Linked DNA regions of Homo sapiens: region 1 is linked to region 2. Evidence: read pairs that join two places in POLR2A ChIA-PET (ENCODE). Cell type or tissue: A673. All regions are shown on one strand.

The links. Peaks named below come from ENCODE experiments on the same cell type or tissue, not always from the same donor. Only the 100,000 strongest peaks of a DNase experiment are listed, where the experiment ranks them.
Region 1: POLR2A ChIA-PET joins it to region 2 with 7 read pairs; 2 of 35 experiments call an interaction of 5 or more read pairs at or near these places.

What each region holds. Positions count from the first base shown.
Region 1 is chr11:44,170,434-44,172,933 of GRCh38, forward strand. EXT2 (exostosin glycosyltransferase 2) reads left to right here. Exons shown (of 14, transcript NM_207122.2): 8 at 1,178-1,309. Among named protein-coding and RNA genes, the nearest start is that of EXT2, 76 kb to the left of the region's middle. In A673, no CTCF peak of the experiment used is centred here; a DNase peak (open chromatin) is centred at 1,298; H3K27ac peaks cover 936 bases.
Region 2 is chr11:44,625,589-44,628,088 of GRCh38, forward strand. No RefSeq gene overlaps it. Among named protein-coding and RNA genes, the nearest start is that of CD82-AS1, 22 kb to the left of the region's middle. In A673, no CTCF peak of the experiment used is centred here; no DNase peak of the experiment used is centred here.

The DNA of each region.
Region 1 (2,500 bases), 460 kb before region 2:
TCCTCCAAAATAGAAGGAAATAATAAAATCAGAACAAAAACTAGCAAAATAGAAAGAATTATGTTGTGGAAAATCAACAAAATCAAAAGTCGATTTTTAAAAAAAGATTAACAAAATTGATAAAGCTCTACTAAGACTGATCAAGTACAAAGAGAAAACACAACAGTATCAGGAATGAAAAGAGATGTATTACAATAGATTCTACAGGTGTTAAATGGATGTGAATGCACAGCTTTATTTCAATAAATTTAACAATTAGTTGGAATGAACATATCCCTTGAAAAACACTGTTTATGAAACTGATATACACACAGAAAAACATGCATAATCCTATGGCTATGAAAGAAAATTCATCCATAATTTAAAACGTTCACATTCACACACACACACACACACACACACACACACACACACACACACACACCAATCCACCCACCCATACCCTTGCCCAGATGGCTTCTTTGAGGAATTCCTCTAAAACCTTTCAGGGAAGAAATAACGCTGATCTTGCATAAAAGTTCTCGAAGAACAGAAAAAGAGAGAATGGTTTCCACCTCATTTTATAAGGCCAGCATAACCTTGATACCATAACCTGACTTAGATATTATAAGTGTTGAGCAAAACAAATCAGACACAGAAGAGTAAATACTGTTTGATTCCATTAATATGAAATTCAAGAGCAGACACCACAATTGTAATCAGCATAATGGTTATTCTTAGAGGGATGAGATACTGACTGGGAAATAGCATGAGGGAATCTTTTGGAATGCTGGAATGTTCTATATCTTTATCTGGATACTAATTGTAAGAGTATGTACATATGTATAAATTCATTGAGCTGTACACAAGATTTGTGCACTTTATGTTATATAAGACAAAATACTATAAACTCTGCCATAACACATGGCTATTCTCATCATCACATAATTTATCTTCTATCTTAATTGAATCCAATGTGCATTTCACTTGCTAACATTTTATTTTGACTGCATTTGATAAATGCCAACTTCTGATGGCAGCTGGCTTGAACAGCAGGGAGCATATGCCCTAGGCACCCCCATCCCTACAACTTTGGGAATAAAGGAATTAGCCTAACCTGGAGTTGACTATGATAGAGTATCTAGTTTTCCCACTCTGTCTCGCTTGCTCACTTAAAACAGCATTATTTTCTTTATAGGCCCGGTGGTTCTGGGAAGCGTACTTCCAGTCAATTAAAGCCATTGCCCTGGCCACCCTGCAGATTATCAATGACCGGATCTATCCATATGCTGCCATCTCCTATGAAGAATGGAATGACCCTCCTGCTGTGGTAAGTGAATTCCAGTGCTAGCCACATGAGGCATGGTCCAGCTGTCAGGGTGGGTGGAAGGAAAAATGTACTACAATTGTAAAGGTTATTTAAATTCTAGCTTTCTAAGATGAGAGTGTGCTTTTTATACTTGGGGCCTGATAAGGGCAGCATAATTTTGAAACACTGACAAAAGTAAAAAATACGGAAGCAGCAGCTTCCAGTGTGTTTTAAGTGCTTAGAAAGACTGTCTATTTATTGCAGAGATAAGTAAGGAGGCATGGGTCTTGTTGGAAATCAAAGACATCCCGGTGACTTTTGCAATTGTAATGCTTAGAGCTTTTGAAAAACTTCTGTAAGCAACGTAATAATAATAGCTTGTATTTTGAGTGCTTACTCTGCCAGGGACTGTGCTAAGTGCTTTACGTGTATTACCTCAATTAATATTTCCAACACTCTGTGAGGAAAATAATAAGCAGAAGTGATCTAGAGGCATTACGGATTGCTATAGTCATTTGCTCAAGATTGTGGCAGAGGCTTCTAGCTACTTCCAGCAAAGAGATGGAGCAGTCAGAAGCTGCTCTTGGGCCTTCCTCCTTGTGTGAAGGAATCACAAGGCACATGTGTCCTTGTAGAAACTGTGGCAGTGGCTTCTAGGCACAGCTTCTTTCTCACTGAAAATGCCTGAAGTTTTGGAGCTGGAAATTACTACTTCCTAGCTGCTCTGAAGTGAACCTGGCTGTCCAGCTCACAGACGTCAAGGCATTCCTGTAAGAGAACTAGACTGTTCTCCATTCTTCATTCTAATTGTCTCTCTCTTTCTGACCTCTCAGCCCTCCTTGTCTCCTGATTCTACCTTTTCTTTTTTTTTTTTTTTTTGAGATGGAGTTTCGCTCTTGTTGCCCAGGCTTGAGTGCAGTGGCGCAATCTTGGCTCACTGCAACCTCCGCCTCCCAGGTTCAAGTGATTCTCCTGCCTCAGCCTCCCCAGTAGCTGGGATTACAGGCATCCGCCACCAAGCCCAGCTAATTTTTTTATTTTTAGTAGAGACAGGGTTGGCCAGGCTGGTCTCGAACGCCTGACCTCAGGTGATCCACCTGCCTTGTCCTCCCAAAGTGCTGGGATTACAGGCATGAGCCATTGTGCCAGGCCCCGATTCTACCTTTTCTAAATAGTGCTGTATATGGCTACCTGGTTAATCTTCATATAGGA
Region 2 (2,500 bases):
TCTATGCAATAAGGATTTATCAGGCACCCACTCTATGCCAGGCACTGTGGAAGGAATCAGGGGTCACCAAGGTAAACAAGTTTGTGGAGCTGACAGTCCAGTTGTGGGGGAGGCACAGGGAAAAAAACACAAAAACAGCAGAAAAAGCGCCCCATGTCAGGGACAGAGAGGACAGCAAAGGTGATCAAGGCCCTGTCTCTACCTGCCAGGAAGTGCACAAGGTAAGACAAGCCGGTCCCCAGGCTGGCTGTTGTCCCTTGATGTCCTCATTGCCCGGGGCACTGTGGAGGCTGCCACTCCACCAGGACATGGAGGAATGAATCCAGTCCCATGGGCTGACTGGCCCAGAGTTCAAGAGGATGCACGGGAACCAATCACAGTGTGAATGCAAATGAGAACCAGGCACCCCCTACCCACAAGGGGAACTGATCTGGGCCTCCTGTCTATGTGGTCAGGAAAACCTTTTCCAAGAGGCCAACGGAAACTATCTGTAGCTTGTGATGATCTAAAATGCCTCGTCAGGGATTGCTTAATGAGTTTATTTAACAGACAGCTGGGGCAGAGGGGTTGTCCAGGTGGGCTGTGTGTATTTCCTTCCTCTGAGGACTGAGCAGGGCAAGGACTCCATCCTGCATCGGTCTATGGGGGATGCAGGTCATCAGACCCCCATGACTCCATGTGTGGGATGCCTGTGCCTGGTCCCATATGGAGTCTGGTTTCCATCTCCTTCAGAAAAGGAATGTGAAGGTGGCAGCCTGGCTGGGACTGGGGAATGGAGAATGGAGTGGGAAAGCCACGTGGGAGAGCAACCAGCTTTCCTGCCAGTGTCACAGGGCAGAGTGAGCATCTAGGGTGGGAGTCATGGCACTGGGAATTGAGGGACTTGGTTCTGTCTCAGATGTCCCCTAATTAGTTGCATGTGGTCATTGTTTGCAAAAATAGTCACATGTATTCCCCTCCCTGTATCTATGCTCTCTGCAACATGACTATACAGCTAGCACCTCTCTGATGGCTGGTCGTGTGACCTTCTTTGGCTAATGGAATGTGGGGGAAAACACAGTGTGTCAATTATAATCCTAAGTCTCAAGGAGTTTTGCACACTTCTCCCCACTTCTTCTCTCTCTCTGCCTCACTCTCTCAAAACCTGCCACTGCCTCATGAAGAAGCCCAAATTAGCCTGCTGGAGCATGAGAGGCAAGTGGGTCAGTACTCCATCATCCCAGATGACAGCCAACTTACCCCCAGAAGCAGAACCACCACCCTACCTGCAGCCAACTTCAGACGCAAGAGAAGACCAGATGAGCCACCTAGCTGAGCCCAACCTAAATGGCTGACACACACACAGAATCATGAGCTAAACAAATGGTGGTTGTTTCGGGCCCTAAATTTGGGGTTAGTTTATTACACAGCAATAGCTAACTGATAGGATAGGTAATCATAATGACAGCTACCATTTGCTGAAGGCCTATTGGACACCAGGCCCAGCACTAAGCACTTGACATACATTGCATGAGTCCCCTGACTCATTTAATCCTCACAATAGCCCTGAGAGTTGGTATTTGGATGCACACTTTATAGATAAGAAAACAGAGGCTCAGAGGAGACATGAGTCTGGTCTAAGGTTGCTGAACAGTAAGAGACAGAGATCAGATGAGAACCTAAAATCTGTCTTCATGGGCTCGGTGTCTGAATCTCCCTTCCAGAGGAGCCTTAATGTCAGAGAGAATCAGCATCACTTGAGAGACTGTAATGTATTCTGCACACGGGAGCTGACATCATTAAGAATGTTCTCAGCCTTCCGTCCCCAAGAATTATGCCCTGTCTCACCCTGTTCTTCTCTCACCCCCAGTCAATGCCTCTAATTCCCTTGGGCTTCTGGAGGGAAAGACAAAAGACACAGATGAAGGGATAATTTATTTCTTTTTGATCCCACCTGCTATTTAATCAGTAAATATTTACAGAGGGCCTGCTATGTGCTAATTTCAGAGTGTTCTGTCTTTCATGACACATTTTCTGGGTCCCTATGGTGTGTTCTCACTCAGCCCATGTAGCACCAACACAAGGGTCATTGGGATTATCCCCACTTTACAGCCGAAAAAACTCTGAGGTTCCAGAGAGGTGAAGTGGCCACCTTGAGGTCACTTAACTATAAGTGACCAAAACAAGATTCAACTCTAGGTTTGGCTGAATTCAGACAGGGTCTCTTCTTGCTCTATCACCACAGCTGTGGCTTTTTTAAAAAAGGGATTTTGAAACTTCCCCTGGGCTCTGTGTCTGGCAGGTAGGGGGCTGGAATGTGGAGAGGAGAAAGGCTAGTGGGGCTGTTGGAAAATGTCCTCTGACTCTCAGAGCTGGCTGGCTCCTGGGCTGGGCATGGTGCTCAGGCTCAAGCTCTGGGTAATGCTGTGAGCTGGCCAAGGAGGTCGCATGTCCTGGAGGGAGGAGAAATAGCCACAGGCTCCAGCCTGCTTCGCTTGTGTCCGCAGCTGACAGCCACAGC